Linked DNA regions of Homo sapiens: region 1 is linked to region 2. The links are chromatin loops, found by intact Hi-C in ENCODE. Cell type or tissue: Caco-2. All regions are shown on one strand. Links, peaks and the distances in the headings refer to the core of each region. The heading gives the core; the rest is flanking DNA.

Region 1 (14,091 bases), core at 390-8,389, 230 kb before region 2:
AGGTTTGAGTCAGGAACCTCCTCAGTCCCCCTGAAATCAGGACACGTAAAGCAGTATTGTATGCCTCCTAATGATCCTGCGCTGCAGGGAGAATTTACAAACGTTCCAAAGAAGACAAGTTTAAGACATTATTCCTTCAGGCAGACTGTCCCCAGGCCCAGTTTCTAGAAAAAGGCAAAACAAGGGAAACAGGCTTTTAGAATGATCTTGAAAAAACAAGTACCAAAGACAAAATTCCCTTTTTTTTCTGCCCTACCCCATATTATCAATTTCCTATTATTAAAATTTCTACTTGGCTTCCTCTAAAAATTCCACAAGGGCACAGAACATTTGATAATTTGGATCCATTTAGAAATCTACTAGAAAATAATCCTGGGAACTTTTTAACAGTATGATAAATGACAATACTGTGCATCTGTCCAGTGAAGCTGGCCTCAGACGTAATGCCTTTGGGGAAACTGCATGGATCAGTTTAAAAGGATTTCAAGTGTAATTCTTTCGGGAATGCCTTTCCTCCCTCCATGGAGGTCCCCCTGGCTTCCAAGGCACCATGGGCGGTTTCAAGAATTATGCAGGTGGTATCCATCACAAAATGCGGGGAAAGGCTCTCAGAAAGGTGACAAAATGCTAACTTGGACCCTCACTCTAAGTTGGATTATTAAGTGTCCCCATGCCGGGTGCGGTGGTTCATGCCTGTAATCCCAGCACTTTGGGACGCTGAGGTGGGCAGATCATCTGAGGTCAGGAGCTCAAGACCAGCATGACCAACATGGTGAAACCCCACCTCTACTAAAAATACAAAAATCAGCTGGGTGTGGTGGCTCACGCCCGTAATACCAGCTACTCAGGAGACTGAGGCAGAATTGCTTGAACTGGTGCAGCGGAGATTGCAGTGAGCTGAGATCGCACCACTGCACTCCAGTCTGGGCGACAGAGTGAGACTCCATCCCTAAGAACAGCAATCTAGCAACGGCATCATCTCTGACTGCAGTCTCCTAAGGAAGTCATTCTTTCCCCCAAAGGCTTGTGACACTTGCCAGTGGGGAGGATCCCACCTAACTCTGCCACTGGCTTTCCCTGTGCTCCTCCAACCAATTCAGCGGGCTTCCCAAAAGCTTACTGACACACTGGAACCCAAAACCCACCTGGTTAATAATCCAGATACAATCCCTTTGGGTCTGGCAGCACATGCCAGCCAAGTCCCAAACTAGTTTATTAGTTTAACCAAAAGGTAAACAGATGATGGAGATGCAGAAAGACAAGCATGCGAGCAGCTAAAAGCATTACCCGGCTGTCCACCAGGAAACAAATTTAAGACATTTAAAGTGGCATTAAATAAATGAAGCTAAGTTTTAGCTACTTGGAATTTCCATTGTCTTTAAAAAAGGTAAATATATATATATTTTACATTGCAGTATATAAATCTAGACTCTACATATACAGTATAAATACACAGGATGAACACGGGCACAACATATATGTCTTGGTGGTCACGCCCTCAACCAGGCCAATGGTTTTATTTATTTTTTTTTTTTTACCTTCGCACCAAGAATATCAGGCTGAGGCTACATATACTTCAACCTGCATGAGGGCTGCCACCCTGGCCATCTCTCCTACAAGCACAGAAGCACAAATCGAACAGGGATTGAAAACAGAAGAAAGTGCTTTTTGACTAGTTGAAACCCAGTCAGTCTTTACAATGTGTAGTCCAATCTCCTGGAAAGACCAAAGGAAATTGGAGGACTTCCTGGCCCGTTCTTCGGTCCATTGCCGCAAATCTCTAAACTTTCCCTGGTGCTTCTTGTGGAATTCACATGGCTATTTATGCAACGCAAATCCCACACAACTTTTAGGAGCTGTATTATGGGATTAAGAAAAAAAAATAGCTCCATGTTACAATCTGCACTTCATATTCCGGGTTTGTTCTCTAAATTTTTGGAATAAAAACTGGTATTTTGAGAATCATTTCTTAAAAAGGACAACATTCTGAAAGTGCTTCTTACACATGTCAATATTCCACATATGGCTTTTAGTTCAAACCCCAGCACAGCTCAGACTTGGAAGGAAGAGTGTGATGGTGTTATGAGAGACAAAAGTGTCACTTAACAATGATACTGTGATAGCAAGCACGGGAACCTGGAAAAAAAAAAGTTATTGATTCCATCTGGAAGAATGTACCTCTTAGACAAATGATTCAGATAATCTATACAGCCCCATCTCTTTCCCCACGACTAGGCACAGTAATGCTATAAAAGTAAGTAAAATAGGATGCTGTTATCAGCAGGGAACATCTTCTGAGGGGCTATTAACGGGACAATCACTGTTCAGAAATCTTTCACAAGCTCAAAATAATCAAACGTAGTCAATTGCAGTAGAAATTTCCACACCTGAGGAATAAATTGCACATAATAAAGAGGTACTAAGATCCAGATGGCAAAAGACTCCAGACACATAGTTTTACATGCAAAAGGCAATCAGAGAAGGCAATGAAGCAGTGACATTCCAAGACAGATAAGAGTCCAAATGAGTCACCATTCTTTTGCGCTTTCTTTTCTGGCTTCATTACCAAAGAACATGGTTATTTGTGCAATGATTATGATATGTTCTTTAGGGGGAAAACGGAAATACACGGGGTTGCCAGAAACTGAAATGAGCTTGTTTCAGGAGCTTGACACCTCCAGAGGTGTCATGATGGCTAGACCAGTGGGGCGATGGTCCTCCGAAGCTCCTCCTGGCCTCCCTAGGGTAGCAGAAAGTGGCAGATGCAGGCAGAGGTTGAAGGCCACCAGCTCATCCAAACCCTTTCCAAAGTGGCCTTTCATACAGCCTGTGGCAGTTCCAGCCTCTGCAGTTGTTTTTATCTGGTGGCACTTGATTGAGAAAGTCATCCTCTCCCTTTATAAAAATAAAGTTTGGGCTTCTTGTAATACTGGCACAAAGGACACTCTCTATTCCCAGGACTGATTCCATTTACTCAGAATATACGAGACTAGGTTCTCAGTTTCTTCTATTTCCCTGTAAAAAGTGACCTCAACTTCCCAGGCCATTGTGCAAATTTGTTTTTCCATAGTCCATACTATCCCATAAAGTCCCTCTTATATATTTTTATATAGATACACATGCATACCAAATACATGTGCATATATATGTTTTAAATGTTGGTAATTCTGCATTTTAGTCTCAAATGAGTCAAAGAGAATCAGTGAATCGTTCATCCTTTTCATGTCAAATTCATTTCCAGTTTCCCCACGGTGCCTATCATAATGCTTTGCACACCACAGGAACTCAATAAATATCTGCTGACTTCACCAATGATCCTCGAACACCGGATGGTAATTGCAATCACCGCAGCCTGTTTCTCAGCCCCACTCTGCCTTTGGCAAACAAGGGGCCACTGGTCCCTCCCTTCAGAGGGTGATTTTGCTGTGTCTGTTACTCCAGCAGCCCCGTTTAGCTGTCCTGGGCAACGTCAAGCTGGTCCGGCTACGCAGTTTCACTTGTTCTTCCATGGAGTTCTTTTTGCGCAAAATGAAGTCAAAGTTCACTTGGCTGTTCATGGCATAAAAGACATTTGCTGAGTCTGGAATCACAAGTTCTGAAAAAGATAAGGAAAGATAAGATGGTCAGCTTGTGGAGGTCAGCTCAGTACTGACAACGGCAGCTGTAAACCTTGCCCAGACACAAGAACGGGACTACGGCCCTTCATCTCTGGAATGTGACCTGAACCAGACAGTGATCACCATCACTACCCCAAAAATTGGCCCCAGCTTCTCAATCCCAATTTAAAAAATTAGTACAAATGAGATTTTAGAAATTCGCTCCATGAATTAAATGTTCCAATAGAAAATGTTAAAACTAGAAAAAAAGTACAGTAGGAAACAGAGGCCAAGAAAAGTTAAAGAAAATTCCCAAGATGGCAGCTAGTGAATAGCAGAACTGGGATTTGAACTCGGGTTTCGTTTCTCCTGCAGTCCATTTTCCACCCCAGTATGCAGATTTTCTCAAAGACTAAGAGAATCCAATGACATAGAAAAAACAGAAAATCTACAGCACTCCAGAATTCTACTTGAAATATTGAAATATTTTTTGAAGTAATCCCGTCAAACGAGTATTTTATTTCCCATGTAGGAAAGTATGTATATTTTTTTAAAAAAATTTTACTTTAAGTTTTGGGATACATGTGCTGAACGTGCATATCTTTATTTTATAGTATTTTACTTTAAGTTCTGGGATACATGTGCAGAATGTTCAGGTTTGTTACATAGGTATACATGTGCTGCACCTATCAATCTGTCATCTAGGTTTTAAGTCCTGCATGCATTAGATATTTGTCCTAATGCTCTCCCTCCCCTTTTCCCCAACCCCCTGACAGGCCCCAGTGTGTGATGCTCCCCTTCCTGGGTATCTGTCTGCTAATATGAATTTGGGTATTGTATTTGTTGAGAGAAGGAAACAGGCTGGTAGAAAACTCCTCTGTACCTTGTCACTTCACAGACAGTGACTGTCAGGATAGGTCTCTTCTCCAAGTGCAGAAGGAGCAGCAAATATTGCAGCAAATATCCCCTTCTTTTAATATTTAAACTATTTTCAATTTCAATGATTCCCAACTAGACATCTGTAATTTTTGAACAAGGATTGTTCCAAGTGTAATATGAAATCATCAAAGCAAAGTTATTTTGACTCAGTTTTATTTTATTTATTTAAGTTATTTATTTATTATTATTATATTTTTTGAGATGGAGTTTTGCTCTTGTTGCCCAGGCTGCAGTGCAGTGGCACAATGTCAGCTCACTGCAACCTCTGCCTCCCAGGGTCAAGTGATTCTCCTGTCTCAGCCCCCCAAGTAGCTGGGATTACAGGCGTGTGCCACCACCCCCGGCTAATTTTTTTTTTTTTTTTTGTATTTTTTTGTATTTTTAGTAGAGGCGGGTTTCACCAGGTTGGCCAGGCTGGTCTTGAACTCCTGACGTCAGATGATCTACCTGCCTCGGCCTCTCAAAGTGCTGGGATTACAGGCGTGAGCCACCATGCCCAGCCTCACTTTTATTTTTGTTTTTTAATTTTTATTTTATTTTTACTATACTTTAAGGTCTGGGGTACATGTGCAGAACGTGCAGGTTTGTTACACAGGTATATATGTGCCACGGTGGCTTGCTGCACCCATCAACCCGCCATCTACATTAGGTATTTCTCCTAATGCTATCCTTCCCCTAGTCTTCCACCCCCCAACAGGCCCCGGTGTGTGATATTCCCCTCCCTGTGTCCATGTGTTCTCATGTTCTCATTGTTCAACTCCCACTTATGAGTGAGAACATGCAGTGTTTGGTTTTTTGTTCCTGTGTTAGTTTGCTGAGAATGATGGTTTCCAGCTTCATCCATGTCCCTGCAAAGGACATGAACTCATCCTTTTTTATCACTGCATAGTATTCCATGGTGTATATGTGCCACATTTTCTTTATCCAGTCTATCATTGATGGGCATTTGCGTTGGTTCCAGGTTTTGCTATTGTGAATAGTGCTGCAATAAACATATGTGTGCATGTGTCTTTATAGCAGAATGATTTATAATCCTTTGGGTATACACCCAGTAATGGGATTGCTGGGTCAAATGGCATTTCTGGTTCTAGATCCTTGAGTAATCGCCACAAGAAGGTATACAGTATTTAGCACTCAAGTGTAATGAGTATTTGAAAAAACAAACAGAATTAAAAAAGGTAAAATGTGCAAGTCTAGCTCTGTGGTAGTGGGGTCGGGGAGGCAACCAGAGAGGCATATGGTTGTAAAACTGGACAAATTGAGTCTTAAGTTAACTTCAAACATTGATATCCAACAACAAGACTGATATGAGCAGGTTCCAAGTGACTCCTGTACATTCTGTGCACAAAGGCTCAGCGGAGAACAATCCCCTCAAAGTGTCCCATGCTGCTGCCCACATACTCACAGGTCAGTAATAATAGTCCTCACAGTTATATATCACTTAGTGTCTCCCCATGTTCAGGTACACGATTTCTTGTTATCTTCAGAATCGCCCTGTGATATATGAGGAACCAGCAGGGTATTGTCTCTAATTAAGGACCAAGGCCCGGGGGTCCAGCAGCTTGCATTTAGGACCACACAGCTGGTGGGCAACACTGGGTCCTGGCTACCCCTCGAGACTCCTGGACCTTTAGACCCACCAGCCTCACCTTAGTGCTGTGTTGTAAGCAAAATGGTACAACTTGAGACCATCTTTTAGGCTTAGAATTATAATTATAATTACATCAAAAGGTTATAACTGAGAAAGTGTTGCCCCACAGCCTAAGGCTCAGCTGAATGAATGAGAAATCTTCCAAGAGGAAACTGAAAAAGAATTTTCCCAGAGGCTGTAGCTTTTAATCTCTAGGAGAAGGTAGTATTCTAATTTCAGCCACTCTCCTCTAAACCAGCAATAGAGCCCTGGGTGACATGCTGATCCCATAGCCTAGCTTGTGGAATGCTTCTCACTTATAGGGGACACTGCTTGTTGGTGAGCAGAGGACTACTTAAGGTGGCTGCAATGGACAGTTTGGGGTCTGGCGGCAGAAAGGGTTGGCTTCGGTCAACAATATTTGCTGCTCCTTCTGCACTTGGAGAAGAGACCTATCCTGACAGTCACTGTCTGTGAAGTGACAAGGTACAGAGGAGTTTTCTACCAGCCTGTTTCCTTCTCTCAACAAATACAATCCCCAAATTCATATTAGCAGACAGATACATGCAAGGGTGATTATTTCCCCCAAAAAGTATTTCATAAAAGAGATTTCTTTAAATAATATGTTCCCAGGCATATTGAAGCCTTTCATAGATTACCAGTTCTTTGCCTCAATAAATGTGAGGTAAATAACCTTCAAGTTAGAGGTTTGTGTTATTTTAAAATTGATCATGAATAAAGAAAATACCTTTCATACATGATTAATTGAAATGATGAGAAATTATTACAGGAACCACTAAATTTCAGATTCACACACAACTTAGAAACACATTCTTGGGTAAAGGAGGTGTGTGGCCACCTGCAATGCCCAACAGACTCCCCTACCCTCTGCCTCCTGGCACAGGGAGACACTTCTTCCTAGAAAAGTGTTTGAAGAGCTCAGAAAGACTGGGCAGAAGAAATACTCATCAAAATCGCAGGAAAAACAAGAGCTGGGGAATCGGAGAGCGGTTTGAGATACTTAATTCCACAAGTGAGGTGATGGCACGGTTGTTCACCCTTGCACTATCAAAAACCACCACTAGGTCCCAATAAAACAATACGTATCCGTTTTCTGCCTTCTAAACGCGGAGCACTGTGGACATGTGCTAGCCACCTGCCCTGGGAAGGAACATGCCTGTCTCGGAAGGATGCCCACCTTTGTCCTCCGAGATGACCTGCACCAGCTCGTACTCCTCGGCGGGGTCTGAGTCCAGATTGTGCTTCAGCATGGCTCTCTGGATCACAGCGGGGGTTTTATCCTGGCTCGTCAACTGCAAAGACAATGAACAGGTTTGTAAAGTACTTAGCTTCACGTTTCCTGAGGGAGTTCTCCTGACCCTCTCATTCTTGCTGTCTTGTGTTGTGATGCCTTTCCAGAAAGAACGGACTCGTGGAATTGGAACTGGACCAAGAGCCAGGATCCCTGGTTTCTAGTCCTGGTTCTACCCTTAGCAGCCACAGATGATGGGCGAGTCACCTAATCTCTGAGTCACAGCGTCATCCGCTATTAAAATGGAGAGAACGCTTTCCTTGCCTATCTCCTCCACAGTGGTTGAAGTTCCCGTGAAAGAATATATATGAGGGAATTGTGAAAAATGCAAAGCATTATTAGTCCTGGCCCAAAATTATCCTCCCATGTTGAACTGCTTCTATGGCACTGGTTACAACCCACGGGATAAAAATGGTCGCAGTTCTGCCCATTGACCATTTCAAAAAGTACAGGTGACCCTGTGATTCAGCAGTCCCACTCCTAGGCATTTACCAAGCGGAATAAAAACATACGTCCACAAAAGGACTTGTACACAAACATTCATAGCAGATTTATTCACAATAGCTAAAAACTGAATCAATCTGAATCTCCATCAACAGGAAAAGAGAATAAATCGTAGTATATTCATAATAGAATCCTACTGAGCAACTGAAGGGAACTAAGAACTGGCACATGCAACAATGCAGGTGAATCTCACAAACATCATCTTAGGCAAAAGAAACCGGACACAAAAGATTACATACCAGTGGAGTCTATTCTTTCAAAAAAAGGAAAAACAAAATCTGTGGCATTAGAAAATGAACCTCTAGGTTAGGAGGGGATTGATTGGAAAGGGCACAGGGAATCTGGCAGGCAGGATGGAAATGTTCTTTATCTAGATTTGGGGTAGTAGTTTCATAGATATATATAGTTATTAAAACTCAAAGAATCAAACATTTAAGATCTGCATATGTAACTACATGCAAATTATGCTTCAATAAACATCAGCTTGTAAGTGTTTTAAAAGCACAAGTTAAAGGTTTCCCTCGTCCCCAATTCTGATGTTCTTCCCTTCACCTCACTGCCTGCCAGCCAACTATTTGCAGGGTGTGCAGAGCAACCTGAAAAGAAAGCTAAATTATGTACCATACCTTGGGTGATTTCTTTAAGTTTGAAAGAAGTGAATGAAAACTCAGATTATTCTTACTTAAAAATAAAAGCTGTTCTCACCAGGGGGCAAGAGGACTATAGAAAGAAAGCCCCCCACGACCCCCCTCGACACATACAGAAGTCTCATTTCCTCCCAGAAACTGCCATTGTGTGCCTGAGGATGGCAGTGCCAAGATGCCTCACTCTGATCTGGGGCAGCAGCTGGTGTTTGTGATTCCATAAACAATGTGCATTACAAAGGGGTCCTTGTAAGCAGCAAAGATCTTGTTCACGTGTCTGTTACCAAAACATCTGGCATATTCATTTACAAGGGAAAAGTAGGTGCACACAAAATTCTAAATGAGGAAAATATGTTTTTGATAGTATGAAGAAAATACTCCCAAAGCTGGGTCACACTGGACTAGTAGCAGAAAGCTAAAGGAGAAGACCTCCCTTCAGGGGATGCATGTCAGGCTAAGGTGGGTAAGTCATATGAGACAGCCAGGCTACCTTCATTCTCCTTTCCTTAAACTTCCCCAGGTATGTCCCAATGAAGACAAGATGACCAAGGGCTTTCCCTTGCGTGTTTATTACTTTGTACCATCAAAGCGATGCTGAATCAAACTTATGATTACAATGAGTATTCACAGCTCAAGCGTGCATCCTTATGCTGATAGACTGAATTAGCACTCATAGGTATCGAATGTGAGCCACATATTTCATTTTAAGTTTCTAGTAGCCACAATTAAAAAGTTTTTAGGACGGGTGAGGTGGCTCATGCCTGTAATCCCACCAACTTTGGGAGGCCGAGGCAGGTGGATCAGGAGGTCAGGAGCTTGAGACCATCCTGGCCAACATGGTGAAACCCCGTCTCTAATAAAAATACAAAAAAGTTAGCCAGGCGTGGTCGTGGGTGCCTGTAATCCCAGCTACTCAGGAGGCTGAGGCAGGAGAACCGCTTGAACCAGGGAGGCAGAGGTTGCAGTGAGCTGAGATCGTGCCATTGCAATCCAGCCCAGGCAACAGTGCAAGACTCTGCCTCAAAAAAAAAAAAAGTTTTTGAAAGGTGATATTTAACTTGAACACCCCAAATATTACATCAGCATATATAATCAATACAAAAATTGTTAATGCAGTATTTTACTTTTTTGTACTAAGTGTTCAAAATCTGGTATATATTTTACCCTCAGCTCATCTCAATTTGGAGTATTCCCATTTCAAATGCTCCATCGCCACCCGTGGCCAGTGGCTGCTGTACTGAATGCGCGGTACTGAACGATGCTTTGGTGTCGCCCTCATTGACTTTCCTGTGACAGAAATACTGCATTCCCTGTGTAAGGGATCTTGGGAGACTGACTCTGTGATTGACACAATGGAGAGAAAGATCATTTCGAAAGAGTGATGGGTTCAGTGGTAGAAGACATTTTTCCATGGTCACTGAGGAGGTAATTTTACAAGGGCTAATTGCTGTCTCTTCTTCTATGGAAGGGCCTTGGATTCCAGGGACATTAGTTGCTCTTGCAAAGCAAGTTCTCTAGGCCACCAGTTCTCAGTGTGCAATCTATGGCCCGTGGGGTCCCTGAAATCTGTGAGGGGATCCATGAGATCAAAATTATTTTCATGATAATACTAAGATGCTGTTTGTCTTTTCTTTGTGTTGACATTTGCATAGGTATTGCAGAAGCTATGGTGGATGGAATTGCTGGCACAACAGCACAAATCGGTCCAGTGGTTTCTAACTACAAATCTACTAGCTGTCACTGTATTCTTCAGTACCCTGTACTCACAGTAAAAACAAAAACAAAACAAAACAAAGCCAGTCTCACTCACATTTTAACAGACTTTCAGAAATGGAAAACAATGCCACACTTCTCACTCAATAATTTTTGGAAAAAAATAGATATTTTTCATTAAAAAATAAAATTTACATTAACATGCAATGTGTTCATTATTGTTATTTTAAATGAATTAATCAACATTTTGAAAGTTTCTCAGTTTAAATATCTAATGTGGTAAATATCAACAGATACAACCCACATAGTCTGGAGCTCTTTGGAATATTCAATGCTGTTTCAGAGTATAAAGGGGTCCTGAGAACAAAAAGTTTGAGAACTGCTAGTCTCGCCTGAACCTGGACTGATTTATTTCCATCTTCTGGTCAACAGCACACAGCATAATACATTTCAGAAAGGTACGTCCTGTGAGCAAGGTTTCTCCTGAGAGGCCTAACGATTAGAATGAGAGCACGAGAGCAGTGTGTCGTCTCTCCAGAATAAGCCTGTGACATGCGCTGGCAGGATTTTCATGAAAGGTGAGTGCCACCACCTGGTGCAATATAAAGGGCCACAGGAAGGGGTTGGCAGGAGAGGTGATTCTCACAGAGGCAGCCCATTTGCTGGGGAAGGAGGAATCTCAGAGCAGGGGGCAGGGGATCTTCTGCTCACTACCCTCCCAACACTCAGACAGCATGCACAACCTGTGACTCCTCCTGGGCAGTAGAGGTTTGTGCAGTCCAACCACTCACAGTTCCCCCCAGACTGAGCAGAGTGCACGCTGACCAGGCATGTCCCAAAACATAACTGTTTGGTGTACAAATCCATGCTATAATTCAGAGACACTGTAGAGTTATGCAGTGGACATTCTCTCTGATTGGTGCAGGTAAGAGGTGCCAGGTGAACAGACCATGCTGAGCAGGCAGTAACCACATGGAGGACCTTGGCTTCCCTGTGTTTCCTCTACCTCTCGGGTGCTCCTTTATTAGCCCCTCCCTCATTACCACTTGCATTCTGCCTCATCCTACACTCAGTCTCGCGAGACCACGTCCCCCCTGTGGGGTTTGACAACTCCCAGTATTTGATCTCAGCACCAGCCTTGCACCAGCCCATGTTTCTGACCATCTATCAGACAATGCCATCTGATGTCATACTGGTACCTCTGATTTAAATGTCCCTGAATATCCTCCTCTGGTAGTTCATATCTCACAGACCCACCAACTACCCAGACAGCCTCTAGTCCTCCACAACAGTAACCAAAAAGTTGGTAACTAAATGAATGGATTCTACAATTCTACCTCATCAAAAGCTTTCAAAAATCCTCACCATCTCCAGCCACATGACCGTCATTCAAGCCCTTATCCTCTCCTACATGGAACATGATAGCAGCTTCCTAACTTGCTTCCCCGCCTCCAGTCTACCCCGACACTCCAGCAAACACAGTGCCATGACTTTCTTAATGAGCAAATCCCATCACTACTTAAAAGCCTTCAACAAGACCCTATTGCCTGCGGGATTAACACACTCCTCTGTGTGGGCCACAAGGCCCTTTACCACCTGATCTTGGCTCTATTATTTTGCACATTGTGAATAATGCTTTGTGGGCTCCCTTTCTAATTAAAAGTTCCTCAAAGGCAGAAATGTCTCACTCATCTCCCTATCCCCAAAGCCTGATCTAATGACTAGAACGCAATAAATGTTTGATATTTTGTTGACTCAATAAATGCTTTAGCAAAGCTTTTATGTGGAGCCTCCATACCACTTATGCCATATTCAGACCTGAGCTTGTAAGCACTGAGTGTGCCTTCAAAGAGGCGAGTGATAAAGATGAGGAGAGATGTGGAATTAGCTGTGGGATTTTGCTGCAAAGGATAAAGTGATTTCCAATACATGATTATCTCCCATAAACTAAGGAGTTTATATTCTTGTGATAAACCTACCAGACCTCACATACCCAAGGTTATCGCCATGAGAGGCTCTGTGTGTATTCCCAAAAGACTGCCATTATTAAAAATATCTTTGCAATTGTCCTCAGAAACACACAGATTTTACAAGAAGCTCAAAAAGGTCAGTCTCATTTTATAGGCATCGTTCCTCATTAACCCAAACTGTATTTCTAGCTTGATCATCCACTTTATTAACTAGGTTTGATCCAAATGACTAAATGACAAAAATCTGCCATCAGGGGAGTACACTGCTAAGAATGTGTGGAAATTCAATGATAAAACCAGACATATAATTCCATAGGAAGGCTTCCAAAAATGTGTGAGGTTGTGTCATCCTCCCTGGAGCACATTTACACTGTCACCCAAATTGAGAATTTTCAAATGGCTAATACTGACCTAAACGAATAAGTTTTAGCATTTCTTTAAGATGTGAAAATTATATCCTATATACACCATGTGTGTGCATATATATGTATATATATTTTATATACATATATCATTCAGCATCTATGCCCAGGGAGACCTGGAACTGACACACATCCCTTCTGTGTGAATGCATATATGTATATGCTAATATTGAGTGTGCATATTTAGGGCTATTAGTCTGAGCGGCCGACAGACACAGACACACAATCTAAATGGAAACCCGCTCCTGGGTCAGGGCTTGCTCCTCACCATGATGCTCTTGTACATGTTGCCGTTATTGTCTTCCACACTGATGCGGATTATGCAGGTGTCTTCATTCTGTTGGTTGTAAACAGGAGGCAGCACAGTCGAGGTAATGGACGTCACCGAGACAGAGCGCTTGTGGATTTTGGGGTTGTTGTTGCAGGACGGAGGGGAGGAGAGGGGGTTGATTAAGGAAGACATCCCTGAGGAATTTGTGTCCATGGAATGGATAGAAGAACAGGATGAGGAGGACTCAGAGAGCTGGAAGAGTAAACACACCCCAGAAGAAAACAGATTAGAACGCTGGCCAACAGCTTTGCAATTTTCAAAGCAGAGGTAGATATCAAGACTGATAGACTGCAGTTATTTCCTCCACAACAGCCCACAGCACACATGTGTCTCATCCCTGGTGTAAGTACTCTGAGTCCCCATCAGTGGTAGATGCCTATCGGTGACTCAGTGTGACCTAATCACTCTATAAGCACGTGAGGCAAAGCAGTTCTATTTCCCTAGGTTTTAGCTGTTCTTATAGAAGTTAACCAGCAGGTGGCAGCAGACACCAGAAACTGGAGGCAATATGGGTTCCCAAAGAAGTCAGAAGCTTACGGGGCTGGAGGAAAGCCTTGCCAACGCAGTTGATTCAGTCCTACTGCAGTCAGATTTCGTAGTGAGAGAGAAAGTTCTGTATTTTTAGAAGTTTCTAAGAGAAGTACCCCAGATTATACGGCTCTGCATTGAATATTAGTGCTAGAAAGGCCTTGGACATCAACTAGTCCCATACCTGTTCTGCTGAGGAACCTGAGACCCAGGGAGAAAACTGGGGCTCCAGGTCCACACAGCTAGTTGACAGCACCCCTAGAACAGGAACCCAAGCTCCCTGATTCCCACTGTCGAGTTCCCAGAGCAAGCACATGGCCAAGGCTCAGCCTGTGGCTGATGACAATAAGATGAATCAACATAGTATGCTGCTACCTCGGTATGTTTAGTACTGTGAGGCTTATCATGAACTTTCATATTATCTTATCCCATTTTAATTCCACAACTGTCTTGTGAACAAAATGCAGAGCATTATAAAGACGAGGAGAATAAGATTCAGAAT
Region 2 (15,307 bases), core at 3,450-11,449:
CCCCCCACTGGGATTATCAAGACAGGGCCCCTGGACGCCGCCATCAAGACCACATGATTGTGTGTCTCCTTACAGGACTCAAAAAGGGTGCTCATAAAGCAGTCAACCATGAAAAGCTTTCAGAAATCACCCAAGGTCCCGACAAAAACCCAGCCCTTTTCTGTCTCGTTTAACTGAAGCCATGAGAAAGTATACCAACCTAGACCCAGACAGCCCAGAAGGAACCACTATCTTAAACCTTCAGTTCATCTCCCAATCCACCCCCAGTATTTGGCGCAAGCTTCAGAAGCTTGACGACAGCCTTCAAACCACACGAGACCTTCTTAATTTAGCCTTCAAAGTCCTTAACAATCGTGATGAGAAAAGTAAAAGGCAAAAAACAGGCAGAGTTTCAAATGCTTGCCTCTGCCATCAGGGGCTCTGTGGGCCCACGGGGGCCGCAGCTCCACACAGAAGCCTCCTAGCAATCCACCTCCACCTGGTGCCTGTTTCAAGTGTGGCAATGAAGGCCACTGGTCCAGACAATGCCCAAACCCAGGTAAGCCCACCAGGCTGTGCCCCCTCTGTGGAGGACCCAACTGGAAGTCAGACTGTGAGCAGCCCCCACAAGGACTGCCCCCATCCCTTCCTGAGCCAGTCAAAACCTCCTACTCGTATCTCATCAGCCTTGCTGCTGAAGACTGACAGTGCCCTGGAACAGACACCCCGGCAACTACCATCTCTTCATGTGATCCAAGGGTAACCCTGATGGTGGCAGGTAGGCCAGTATGTTTTTTAATTAATACCAGGGCAACCTACTCTGCTTTACCTAATTTTTCAGGACCCACCCAGTCCTCCCAAGTCTCTGTTGTGGGAATTGATGGACAAGTCTCCAAACCCCGAGCCACCTCTCCACTTTTCTGCTCCCTGCACACCTTTTCCTTCACTCACTCTTTCTTAGTCCTGCCCTCATGCCCAACTCTGCTCCTAAGTAGAGACATCCTTTCAAAACTCCACACTACTCTCCACTTCCACATTCCCCATAGTACCCAACGCATCAACCCAGACCCCTCTGGGGCTTCTAACTTTCTTCTACTCCTCCAACCTCCCACCTTAAAACATGCAACCTTTCCTTATCCCCCATCCATAGTTAACCCCACTGTTTGGGATACTTCCACACCCTCAATCACAAAACACCACACCCCTGTCCACGTTACTCTTAAAGTCCCCACCCAGTTCCTATCACAGAAGCAGTATCCCATCCCCCAAGCAGCTCTCATAGGCCTAAAGCCTATCATTTCTCACCTCCTTGTCAGTCACCTACTCTGCCCAACAGACTCCCCTTTTAACACATCAATTCTACCTGTCAAAAAGCCAGATGGAACTTATTGCTTAGTCCAGGACCTCAGGCTCATTAACCAAGCCATACCCCTAGTATGTCCAGTAGTTCCTAAACCATATACTTTACTTTCTGCAATTCCCTCCAACACCACCTGTTTTTCTGTTCTAGACCTACAGGATGCTGTTTTCACAATTCCTTTACACCCTGATTCCCAAAACCTCTTTGTCTTTACATGGGAAAACCCCGACACCCACCTTTCACATCAGCTTACCTGGTGCATACTAACTCAAGGTTTCAGAGACAGCCCCCACCTTTTTGGGCAGGCCCTGGCTCGTGACCTCTGTACCTTATCCCTAAAACCATCCACTCTCCTTCAGTATGTTGATGATCTACACCTATGTAGACCCTCTCAAAGAGACTGCAATGTCCATACCATCTCTCTTTTAAACTTCTTGGCAGAATGGGGGCATCAGGTCTCCCCTAAGAAAGCACAAATAAGCACCCCCCCAGTCACCTATCTAGGCCTAGCTCTTACCCCGCAAACCCGAGGGCTCACAACCGATGGCATATCCCTCCTCCAGTCCCTCCCACCTCCACAAACTAAGCAAGAAATTATCTCTTTTCTAGGACTAGCAGGATATTTTAGGCTCTGAGTTCCCTCCTTCACTCTACTCACCAAACCGTTATACCAAGCCACTAAAGGCCCTCTCCATGAGCCTTTAAACCCTGCACTGCCTATTACCTAACCTTTCCGTCTACTCCAGAAGGCTCTCGCCTCAGCCCCCGTCCTCACTCTCCCAGACCTAGACCTCACCAAACCTTTCTCCTTCTACACCAATGAATGATGTGGAGTTGCAATAAGTGTTCTAACCCAGTCTAAGGGACCCACCTTCCAGGTTGTTGCCTAAACAGCTTGAAGCCACAGTTCTTGGATGGCCTGCCTGCCTCCAAGCATTGGCGGCAGCTGCTATCCTCACCCTTGAAAGCTTAAAACTATCTCTTCATGCCAACCTAACAGTTTATTCAACCCATAACATCAAAGACATGCTAGCTCACTGCAGTGTACTAAGTCTCATCTCTGCCCAACAGCTCCTCCAACTCTATGCTCTATTCATAGAAACTCCCCACATCACCATGCTAACCAGCTCCTGTCTAAACCTGGCTACACTCTTACCTGAAGCTACAACCACCCAAGACCCTACGCACTCCTGTGTGAACACTGTTCAAACATTTCTTATACATTTTCCAAACCTAACAGACCAACACCTTCCAGATGCCTCCTTTACTTGGTTTGTAGATGGCAGCTCCTTCCTACATCAAGGACACCAACATGCTGGCTATTTTATAGTGTCACCCCCCACACACTATTGAAGCCAATATGCTCCCTCTAAGAACCACCTCCCAAAAAGCTGAACTCATTGCCCTCACTCAAGCTCTCACTCTAGCAGCCAGACAACAGATCAACATATATTCAAATTCTCATTATGCATTCCACATAGTGCACTCACACTCTTCCATCTGGAAAGAACAGCGTTTCCTAACTGCAAAAAACACTCCTGTCATACATGGCTCTCTCATCAACAAACTCCTTCAAGCTGCCAGGCTCCCACAGAAAGTTGCCATCATTCATTGCAGAGGCCACCAAACTCCATACGATCCTATAGCAGCTGGAAATGCACTAGCAGATTAGGTAGCCAAACAAGTACACCTACAACCTGTGCAAGGCCAGTTTTTGTCCCTGTCCTTGTTCTCTCCTCTTTAATCCTCGGAAGAAAAGGAGGACTTCTGAGCCCAAAACCTTCAAAAGCAAGGACCATGGTAGGTCAAGGAAGGGCGCTTCGTTCTTCCTCACTCTCAAACAATCCCTATCCCCCAAAGTCTCCACAACTTTTCCATGTCAGTTCCAAACCTCTCTTACAACTTCTCCGCCCTATTCTCACTTGTCCTCACCTTTCCAGCTGTGTTCAAGAAATCACCCAGTCCTGCTCTATCTGCCACTCAGTGTCACCCCAGGGCTCCCTCCAGCCACTGCCTTTTCCTACCCACCAAGCCCAGAGACAGGTACCTGGGCAAGATTGGCAAGTAGACTTCACTCACATCCCACCCGATAAACAGCTCCACTATCTTCTAGTCTTTGTCTGTACTTTCTCCAGGTGGGTAGTTCCAAACAACTTCAGAAGGTGAGGTTTGTGGTAAGTTTAATATCTCCAATTGTTGTCTTAACATAGACGATAATGGAAAAACAGTACTATAAATCGCTTCAAACATCAGAAAAGTAGCCCATGTACCAGTCCAAACCTGGAAGGGATGGGACCCAACAAACATTCTAGGAGGGTGGTTCTCTAATTTAAGAGGATTTAAAATGCTGGTAGGGACAGTAATCTTCATCACTGGGCTCCTCCTGTTTCTCCCCTGTATTATCCCACTAATAATAAAAGCTAATAAAAGTCTTGTTGAAACCATAGTTAACCACCAGACAATCCAGACGATGCTCCTGCTGCAACGACATGATGAATACCAACCCATCTCTCAAAAATACCCCCAAAATTAAGTTTTTGTTTCCAAGGTGGCCACACCACCCCCTATGTCACGCTTGAAGTAGTTATTGAGAAAGTCGTCGCTTTTCCCTTTTTCTATAACCAAATAGACAAGAATGAAAGACTTTCCCCAGGGCCTGGAAGCCGGCGGGGGGAGGTGGTGGTGAATAACTCCTCACTTCTGAGGCCTAGTCCCAAGGCACAAGACCACTTGTGCCAACAGTGTTTGTCAGCAAGATGGCAGAAGCAGGAAGAGAACTGGCCGGAAGACATGTACCCCCTGAAGACCGAGAGAGGTACTGCTGTCCAGGTACTGCATAGCAGTTACATCAGACTGAGATACTTCCTGTTTACAGGAGACTATAAAACTGCTACCCTGTCCGCATTTGGTGCTGATGCCCTTTTAAGCCTCAGCCCGTCTGCACCCAGGCACACATTAAAACAGCGTGTTGCTCCACACCGCCTTGTGTTGTTCGTTGGTGCGCTTTCAGGGTTCAAACCGATACAAGAGCCTTACAATTCTGACAATTCATCTGTGTGTTTATCCATGCTCCAATCCCCTGTCAGTTGGTCCAGCCTCGAATGCCTGCCCACATCAGTATGTGCCCCATGAGTCATAACACCAATCCATCTACTAGCTCTAGGATCCCCACTGTATGAAGGGACTGTCACAGACACAGACACGCCTGACAGCCAGTACAATGCCTCAGCCCAACCTTACTGGTAGCCTCATAGACAGCCATGTCACCACCTTCCATGTGAATCAAGACCTATGTCTTGAAATATGCAATGACTTTGCAACCAGCGTTCATCTGATGGATCTACTAGGTATAAAATGGCAGTCGCATGGGTCAAAGGAAGGAAATAAAGCCTTATTAACTTCATTTTAAAATAGAAGAAGGAATACATATTCTACTATTTATCAAAAAGTCCCATCACCACCTCCCACTTTGCTGGTAATCTGCAGTGGCAGTGTTGTCCTGAGTCATCTAGGTGAATTCAAGGCTGGAAGCAATGCAGTTGGGCGTAATTCACCATGACTCACAGAAAAAAAAAACTGTTCACTAGGGTCCAGAAACTTCTTGTTTGTTTCTCATATAGCATATAGATGACTTTGGCATACCAGAATTTGTAAACAATGGTCCTACTTTAGTGAGATAAAAAACAAACTTTCATTCTCTTCCTTGTTGCTTTCAAGTAATGTTCAGGCTTCTTTTGTGTCAGGTATCATAGCTAGAGTTGACATACCTAGAGTTTTGACAAAGTAGCCAAAGACAATAAGCAGAAAGCATTTTCTGCAAAATAAAGACATTATGCAAAAAACAATAAAATATTATTTTATTTTATTTTTTTCGAGATGGAGTCTTGGTCTGTCACCCAGGCTGGAGTGCAATGGTGCAATCTCAGCTCACTGCATCCTCTGCCTCCCAGGTTCAAGCAATTCTCTTGCCTCAGCCTCCCGAGTAGCTGGGATTACAGGTGGCTGCCACTATGCCCGGCTAATTTTTCTATTTTTAGTGGAGATGGGGTTTCACCACATTGGCCAGGCTAGTCTCGAACTCCTGACCTTGTGATCTGCCTGTCTTGGCCTCCCAAACTGCTGGGATTACAGGCATGAGCCACTGCACCCGGCCAATAAAATATTATTTTAAAAAAGAAAAATGGAAAAATTAAGAGCCTAACATTATTGAAGGCAGTGGAGGGTGGGGTGGGATTTTGGGTAGAGGTTGTTCCCTATTTCACTTCCCATTGAATTCCATCCATTTAATAAAACTGGTTGCACAAAAGATTGAGAGAGGACTTCAAGCCTTTCTTGATAGACCATACACCTCTGTCCTACTCTACCTCTCCATTCCCATCAGTCATACAATCCGGGGTAGGGAAATGGAACACACCTCCTATTCTCTGTCATCAGTACCTTGAAAATGAGGGTTTAGACTAATAACCAGGCAATCTCCAAGGTCAGTTCCAGACCAGCTCTGAAATTAAATTACCTTAAGGCTTCAGAGAACTAAAAACCATTCTTTCATCAAATGGTTGGAAGTCCCTGGGACAGTGGATTGTTATTCCCCAAAACCAAAACCTAGGATCTATCCTATCAACAAATCTGTGTGTGATCTCAAGGGCAACAATTGATCAATCTAAATCTCAATTTCCCCATCTGTTGCAAAAGATTCTTTAATCTTGCAGCCATAAAAAAGAATGAATTCATGTCCTTTGCAGGGACATGGATGAAGCTGGAAGCCATCATTCTCAGCAAACTAACATAGGAACAGAAAACGAAACACCACATGTTCTCACTCATAAGTGGGAGTTGATCAATGAAAACACATGGACACAGGGAGCGGAACATCACACACCGGGGCCTGTCAGGGGCTCAGGGGGAAGGAAAGGGAGAGCATTAGGACAAATATCTAATGTATGTGGGGCTTAAAACCTAGATGACAGGCCAGGCACGGTGGCTCAAGCCTGTAATCCCAGCACTTTGGAAGGCCGAGGTGGGCGGATCACAAGGTCAGGAGTTCAAGACCAGTCTGACCAACATGGTGAAACCCCGTCTCTTCTAAAAATACAAAAATTAGCCAAGTGTGGTGGTGTGCACCTGTAATCCCAGCAACTCAGGAGGCTGAGGCAGGAGAATCACTTGAACCCGGGAGGCAGAGGTTGCAGTGAGCCGAGATCACACCACTGCACTCCAGCATGGGTGACAGAGTGAGACTCTGCCAAAAAAAAAAAACAAACCTAGATGACAGGTTGATAGATGCAGCAAACCACCATGGAACACGTATACCTATGTAACAAAACTGCACATTCTGCACATGTATCCCAGAACTTAAAGTCAAATTAAAAAAAAAAAAAAGATTATTGAAACCTGCTTTCTGTCCATTTTTCTGAGACACAGGAAGACGTCATGTGAGATCCCATATTTATGATACTATACAGATGCTCCTGGAATAATACTACAAAGTTGAAATCCAACCATTATGTTTCCCTCAGAGACTGGATCCAGTGCTACCAACTCAACAAAGCTACTATCATCAGCCTACAATTCCTTTCTTCCCATAAAACCACTCATCATAATTGAAGTGGCTAGTGGTGCAGTATGGCTTTTTATGGGACTTAAATGGGTGGGCAATTCCCTATTACTTTGTCAGGTCTGAGCAGGTTGAGGGTAGGAGTGGGAAGAGGGATTAGAACTTAAAATCAGTCTGGTCACAGCCACTAGTATACTCCCATGCAATACGGGAAGGCTTGGTCTGGCAGGCAAAACACCACATCTGATATACAATGGTCCAGTCAGCAACAGCAAAAACAAACAAAATGAGGTGTCATTGCACAACATAACATCAGAAAATTGTGAGGTAGACACTCCTAGGAAGGTCAGGAATGCAGATCATAAGCTTCGAGGAAGTCTGTCAACAGATTGTAGAACCCAGACTTCAAGCTGGAATTTGGGCTTGAAGAATGAGGAAGGGGCTGATGAAAAGGTGGGTAAACAAGAACCAAGACAGTCAGAGGCTGGTTATTTAAAAGAGAGTACAAGGGACAGAGTATTAGAACAAAGCAAACATTGAAACATTCCAATCAGGGCTAAAAGGCAGGGGCAGGCCAGCAGCAGCGAGGGAAATAAATCAGAGGCAGCCTGCACATACGATTGATTTAGTGATCTAGTGGCTCTAGCTGGGGATAGAAGGGATCCTGGATAAAGAAAACCAGACTAGGCCTAACCTGCATATTTATTAGATTGATCAGAATCTTCAGACAATAGGATAATATGAAAATCAAGGAATCTTTCACATTAAATTTCATCACTTGCTCCACTCTAAATAGACTGATTATACAGAAAGATGGGCTCTCTAGAACATTCCTTAGAGGACTCTGTAAGGTGGGCATAGAGATAAAGATGGAGTTAAAGTCCAAGTCTACGACCTGGAGCAATTTTGGAACAAGCCTTGATGTAGGACTGTAGATGGGACTACAATATAGTTTCAAGGATGCTTACTCAGTCTGGACCAGTAGTATTTAAATGGTAAAAATGAATTTAAAAACATTGTTCAGGGTAAGTTACATCAACACATGTGAAGGAAACACACTGGGTGAACCCTATTACCTCCTGAGCTACTGACCCCACAGTGAATGTGTTAAATGACCAGGCTTCCCTGCCTCTGAAATATTGGTACCATTGTCAGATATCACAGCTCACAGCACCCAAGACTGGGCATCCAACATATGTGATGAATAAGACAGCTAAAATCTTTATAATTCAACTAAATGAGAGTATGGATGTTATAGTTCTTCCTATTCTCCATTTTTGTACACTTTGTTCCTGTGGCCAAACCTAAGGGAGTTTATAGCCTTGAAAAACACTCAATACATACATCAAAACAGAGGGAGATATTTAAATGACTTTGAACATACCATGAAGTAACTCATTCACAACGTGACCAAGTCTACAAATGATGAGTAAGCCATAGGAAAGCAACTGAAAATGACTTATAAGAAAAGCAATTGAAAAAAAGTATTCAAGTAGTTCCTATAAGCTTCAGAAACAAGTATTAGGAGGTAACAAAATGGCAGCATCTCTTAAAACTATATTGGATAATGTCATGTTAAGTGTTAACTATATTAGAGTGCTGTCTTTAAGTTGTAGCATTTCAAAATAATGTGTAATAATTTTGGCAATGAGATCAGAAATTTACTTTTTGTATCAAAGTATTTTTATGTGTTCCAAGGCAAGGCACTGGTGCAAATATTTCAGATGAGACAAAGATTTTTGTTTTGTATTGCTGCTAAAGGTTCTCTCAAGTTCACTCAAACATAGCATGGTTGTTCTATTTTAGGCATTGTATCAAAGTATAGGAAAACAGAAATCATTTCCTGTTTCTAAAAGGGAAGAGAATTAATGCAGGAAATTCTTTACAAAGGTGACCAAGGAATTGAGTCCTAAACAGGGAAGAGTGAATAAGCCAGGGACTAGCAACAGTTGGAAGCCACTACCACTCCTAGACCAGAGAGAAAAGGAAAAAGGGGTGTTACAGAACGCAAGGGCTGAGCCCACCAGGGTGTGCTGGTCAATGTTTAACAAATTGGTTCTCTGTCAGTGGAAAGCCAGGATTTGGCCTATTTTAAGTCATCAATGTGATATTGATGGAGTTGGAAAAACATAAACGTGGAGTTGAAAAAAATAAACAAAATTGTCCCTCATGAACTGGTGTGAGCTGGCTCACACACTAGGATGGAATCATTTGACAGAAGCTGTGGCCATGGCAGGAAGCTGACAGCAGCAGACAAGGAGGGGAAAATACCCTGGCTTCTCCAAGCTGCTTCTCATCATGCATTACTGCCTGCAATTAGGTCAACACAGACAGAAAGATGCCCAACCAAGAGAAATGCAACCTGCAGGGACCAGCCCCGCTACAACTCACACAGAGTACAGTGGGGAAGGGAGAGAACTGAGATACTTGGAATCCTACTGATATTTTCAATATACTCAATTAGATTAACCTAGCAATGTAGGGTTGAAATGCATGATACCTACATCTGCAGATGAAGTACCAGCACGCAACTAAAAATTCAAATTTGGCCTCAGCATACAAAACCAATGACAGTTTTTAACCTTTGAGTAAATATTTAGCAGGAGTGGGCACTGAGGTATCTGGATTGACTATCTCATGATGTTACAACGTGCATTTAAGAAGCATTTTGTGCAATACAAGGAGAATTTAAAATGATTAAAATTCCATTAATCACATTTCAAATTTCAAATTAAACGCTCACCATGCATTCAATTCATTCAGGAACCATTCCTCCGTGCAAACTGTTCCAAACACTTGGCATATAGTAGTGGACAAGATGGACAAAATCTCTGCCCTTGAGGAAACTGCACACTAGTAGAAAAGGAAGACAATAAAAATAAATAAGCAAACCATGTAAAATATTAGAAAATAATAAACACAATAGGGAGAAATAAGCAATGGAATGGGGATAGTGAGTGATTAGGGCCGTTACAATTTTTAAAAGGTTGGGAGGGAAAGGCCTCACTGATAAGGTATCATCTAAGCAAAGACTTGAAAGAAATGAGCAGTAAGCCATGGGGGTTTGGGGCGGGAGCAGGGGAAAGTGCCCTGGGTGGAAGTTGCTCAATGTATTGTAAGAACAGCAAAAAGACTGCAGCAGTCAGGAAAGAGGCACTACAGATCACGTAGGCCATTGTAAGGTTTCCAGCTTTTACCATACATATTGTAATTGGGAGCTACTGGAGAATTTTGAGCAAAGGACTGGATCAATTTGGCTGCTGTGTTTGAAATAGACTGTAGAGGTCCAACAATGAAAGCAGGGAGGCCAATTAGGAGGCAACTAGAATAGTTCAAGCTCTAGAGAATGATGTGGCTTAGGTCAGGGTGGTAGAAGTAAAGGTGGCAAGAATTGGTCAGATTCTGGATGTATTTGAAACATAGGTACAGTAGGATTTGCCAAAGGATTGGATGAAAGATGTGAGAGAAAGACCAGAAGTTCAGGGATGACTAAAATTTGGGGCCTGAGAGATGACAACTCTGAGTGGAACAGTTTTTGGGGGAAAGATCGGGTTTTGTTTTTGAACATGAGAAGTTTGAGATGTCAGATATTTACAAGAGGTTGCATCAAATTGGAGAGAACATTATCTTGTGTTCAGATAGAGGCCTGGGCTGGAGATATAAATTTGGGAGTTGTCAATATATAGATGGAGTTAAGGTCATGAAAATGCATCAGATGCCTAATGTTTGTGGATTGAGGCTGGCAACCTTTGTCAACTGAGGTTATGTGAAGAAACATTAAGACAAAGCCCTAAGGCACCCATTGTATGTGATGGATTAACTTCCTTCCTATGCACCTAGAACTAGTTATTTTCCTTGGAAAAAGTTGAGAAAATATTCTCTGGAATCATTTTTTGTGTCCTTGGTTCAGATGAGAAACCATGGTTGAAAAGGACTGATAGGGAGTTTGAGATAGTCAGGACAATGACGGGGGCACAGAAAGGAAGCTGAGAAGTGGCCTTTGAGATGGGAAGAAAGCCAGGAGAGCGCGAGCCTTGGAGAGTAAGTGGAGTGATCAAGAGTGTCAAATGCTGATGATGGGTCCCATGAAGTGAGAACTGAGAATTTATGGACAGATTTGGCTACACAGAGGTCTAGGGACCTTGACAAATGCTGTTTCAGAGGATGGTAATTGGACTGGGCTTAGGAGAGAAGAGGAAAAATGAATATTTTCAGGTATAGTTAGATAGTGATTCAAAGTGGGTCCAAAACTACCTGTTAATAATTTCTCAAGTGTCTGATTCAATCAGATTGAATAATATTTTCAGTAGGCTTAGCTTTTAAGAAAATTATACCTATTTTCAAGAATTTATCTGTAAATCAGTTTTTTTTTTCAGTGGGGGACAACCGAACAAAACTTTAAAATATATTAGATATTAAGGCTCCAACTCACATCTACAAATCTAGATTTCAAATACTTGTGTTCATAAATAGCTTCGTTAATGTTACTGGTTAATTTGAAGATAAGTAGTTATTAGAAACCTGAACTTGTGAAATAAATTCATGCTAAAATAGAACTTGTAGCTTTAACATATTGAACTTTTACTTAAGTTTCATTTGCAGAATATTTAAAAATCACTGACACAATCTAGTCATTTCTATTATTTTAAACTTCCTTTTAAACACATTACATATGTGGAGAGCTTCAACCACTTGAAAGTTGGTGGCTGACAGTATAAAATATACATTCCATAGCCCTCATGATCCACTAATCTGTTCAAATAATTTGTACAAATCACATAAATTCTCTGAAACCTGGTTTCTTTTTCTGTAGAACAGGAATCATAATACTGGAAGCATTCATTAAAAATGCTTTACGAGTCTAGCAAGTACAGTCTCTCATTAGTGATAGTAAGTGACATATTAACCCTGGACTAACTAGACCAATTAGAAAATGTGAGATGTTGGCTGGCTTAGGCAGATGGCCCAGCTGACTTAGGTGAATGGAACAAAAAAGAATCTAAAATAATAGAAGGTGGAAATATAATGTGCAGAGCTCCTATCAAGGACTTTTTGGCATCCTCGCTGTCAAGCCGATGCTTTCCTGGAAGCTTTTGGGGGCCACAGACATGATGTCATATCTGAAAGAGCAGACTCCACACATGAACTGTGTCATACACACCTTCACTTACATGGCTTCAGCTCTTTTCCACTTAGATCATCCAAGAGCTTTAGTGATTGGAGCATGGATACTTGAGATTCTGTGGACTCCTTTGCTTTTCACTTTCAAGGCTTTCTGAAAACAGCTGCAGAAATACCAAGACCTTTGGAAAAGGCTGATCTTACTACATTTTCAGCCAGACTGCAAGCTGAGAGAAGTGGAAATATTACCAGCCTGTTTTCCTGAAATCCCTGTCAGAGCTGCTCCAGCAATTTCTTGGCTTTCCATATGACCTCAAAACAGGACAATCTCATTTTCCAAATCCATCTGCTTTTTCAGCTTTACTTCTAGCCTTACATTTAAATATGCAATTAAGTCAGGCACAATAGCCCCACAGTCCCAGTAGTACCCAGATCTGCAAATCTGAGTTATCATGACCATAGAACATATAAATCAGATGGTAAACTCCAATCACAAATCCTCTACCCAATGGTTCAACTCCAAGAAATCCATTACCACCAGCAACATACTGCAGTATATTTTCAGACAAGCTAAAAGACAAATGCTTTATGTTGAAATGATCTATAGCAAGGGTTGTGACTAGGGTTGGCAAATGTCAAGAATTTCAGTTAATATTATCTCATAGCTAGAGATTTCAAATCCAGAATAACATAGAGGAAGGACTGAAAGAAAAAATGGTCATCAATGTTTAATGTAAAGAATATGGGTCAAGAACTTCAAACTAATCTTTCATTCACTCAGTCTGGCATTAGCAGATTCAGGAAGCTGTTGTAAACAAGTAGCTCTGCACAGCCCACTCCTGCCTGTGTGGAACTACACACACTAGCCACAGCTCAACACACCGCACTCTCCTGGGGACTGCTGCATCCAAGAACTCATGCAGCCAGTCCTCTTGGAAATAAAAGTTAACCTTTCCCTTCCCAAGAGACATAAAATTCTCTCTGATAGTCCCTCACTCAGAGCTGTTTTCTGGGCAAATGTCCACAGCAACACCCATTCAGAAAATCAGAAATCAGGTTGCCAAGTAAATGAGAAGTTAAAGAGACAATATTGAGAAAACAGGCCATGTTGTGCCATGCCATAGCAGCCCTTCACAATTTCTAGGAGACTGATTAAAATTTGGTTCAGGCCCAAGACACAAATATATTTTTTCAAAGGGACAGAGTAATCCTGGGAAGTCCAATCCAAAGAAGACTAAAGGGTCAAGGTCAACTTAAAGTCTATTCCAAGGGTCCTCTGATCAGTCTGGACTGCATCCAACTTCTGGTGCCTGTCTCAATTCTAACTCAAAGCAGGTGCTCAGCTCCAGAACAACACTTTACTGCCTGAAACAGGAAGGCCTACAGGTAGTGTAGGCACTACACAAGTGTATTCTGGTAAGCAGTGAGGCTTCACTTTTGGTTTTATTCTGGCTCAACTGTCCACCCTCAGGATTGGAGCAGAGCTAGACCAGCTTCTCATCCTCCCTTCATGTCCCTTCCACCAGTAGGCACTTGTGACCAAAAAAAAAAAAAGTAATCTAGAATGCCACTTCACCATGTCAGATAGCATGAACTTAAGAAAGAAAGAGAGTAAGGAGGGGAGGAATGATCGAAAGAAAGAGAAGAGAGGGAGGAAAGAAGAAAGGAAGGAAGACAGGTCTATTTTTGAAAGCAAGATAAAAGAAGAACTAGGGGACCAAATCATTTTCAGCTTCCAGGTAAAATGTGCCTTCCACCAACCTAAGACATTCAGAAACAGGCAAATGGCATACTTTTAGGACTCTGGCTTTCCTATAGCCTTCTAGGACTGTTAGGATTTACTTTGTTCTGTTGTGTATATTTGATATATTAAACATTTCTGGCTGGGCACGGTGGCTCATGCCTGTAATCCCAGCACTTTGGGAGGCCGAGGTGGGCAGATCACAAGGTCAGGAGACTGAGACCATCCTGGCTAACACAGTGAAATCCCGTCTCTACTAAAAACACAAAAAATTAGCCGGGTGTGGTGGCACACGCCTGCAGTCCCAGCTACTCAGTAGGCTGGGGCAGAAGAATTGCTTGAACCTCGGAGGCAGAGGTTGCAGTGAGCTGAGATCGTGCCACTGCACTCCAGCCTGGGTGACAGAGCGAGACTCCATCTCAAAAAAAAAAAAAAATTTTTTTTATCTCCCTGCTAGCATTTTTTGCTTTTTAAAAACAATTATCGTATAGTTAAATGGACTTTTGGGGCAGATGATTCTATGAATTTTAATGCATATAGATGTGTGTAAACACCACCGCTATCAGGATCCAGAACAGTTCCATGACCCCAAGAAACTTCCTGTTGCTACCCCTTTATAGTCACTGCTCCCACCCTAGCTGCAACCACTGATCTGTTCTTCATAAATAGATTGTTGTTTGTTCCATATTCCCTTCATAATGCTATTGTTTATAGAGTGAGAGTTAAGCATCTTGTTACTATAATTGTTTTAACTAATTATAGCAAAATGTATTCAAAATAAAAGTAAATTTATGTTAATAAGCACGAAACTATAAAAGGTGAACTACCTGAACCATGACTTTTAATTCCAGCCAAAGTCAACCTGGGACTGGGCAACCTAGAAAACTCAATCCTGTTTACAAAGGCCTGGACCTTCTCTCCTTCCCCAGAGAAGCTTCATTCACCCTGCTCCTGAATGCCCTTTAATCAGCCTCATTTTCAGAACTGATGATGTATATGGTTCATCCAGTCATGACCCACTGCTCCCCATTGGGAATGGATTGCACTGTCTCCTGTGCACTAGCCACTTCTGGATCCTCCAAGTAATTTGTTCACTAGGGCCAACCTCCAGCCTTCGGCCCCAAGACTTAGGAATGGCCATGAGGCCAATACACTTTCTCATTCCAACCTCGTCCCTAGCAAGTGGCAAGTTCTGAAGATACTACATTCCTCAGCTTGCAATACAATAATCTGAAATATCTCCATATATGTATCTGCCACATATATGACTTTATAGAAAATATAAGATATTAAGAACTCAAAAAGTATATTACACAGAATAATGTAATAATATATATATTAAAATATATATTAAGATTCTCATATTCATATATACATAAATATATGTTACCAGATTCAATAAATAAGATTAGATCACCACAGAAGTGATAATACATTTTGAACATTCACTGAAGTGGCCCTTTATGTTGAATCATTAAGAGTTGAATAGTCTATTTTTCATAAAATTGTATGATCTGAGCATTTTTCTTAATGCTTGACTTTAAGGCTATTA

Evidence for each region. Peaks named below come from ENCODE experiments on the same cell type or tissue, not always from the same donor. Only the 100,000 strongest peaks of a DNase experiment are listed, where the experiment ranks them.
Region 1: it touches region 2 in a loop (9-fold over the local background); 2 of 110 quality-filtered maps call a loop at or near these places.

The regions. Positions count from the first base shown.
Region 1 is chr1:183,915,609-183,929,699 of GRCh38, reverse strand. It overlaps RGL1 (ral guanine nucleotide dissociation stimulator like 1), which reads right to left. Exons shown (of 18, transcript NM_001297671.3): 16 at 12,999-13,253; 17 at 7,364-7,478; 18 at 1,168-3,595. The coding sequence ends at 3,408. It also overlaps a transcript of COLGALT2 not described here. Among named protein-coding and RNA genes, the nearest start is that of COLGALT2, 120 kb to the left of the region's middle. RefSeq lists a silencer at 10,725-10,914 and an enhancer at 13,466-13,655. In Caco-2, for the core only: no CTCF peak of the experiment used is centred there; a DNase peak (open chromatin) is centred at 3,619.
Region 2 is chr1:183,691,842-183,707,148 of GRCh38, reverse strand. It overlaps a transcript of RGL1 not described here. Among named protein-coding and RNA genes, the nearest start is that of APOBEC4, 46 kb to the right of the region's middle. In Caco-2, for the core only: no CTCF peak of the experiment used is centred there; DNase peaks (open chromatin) are centred at 7,288 and 9,978.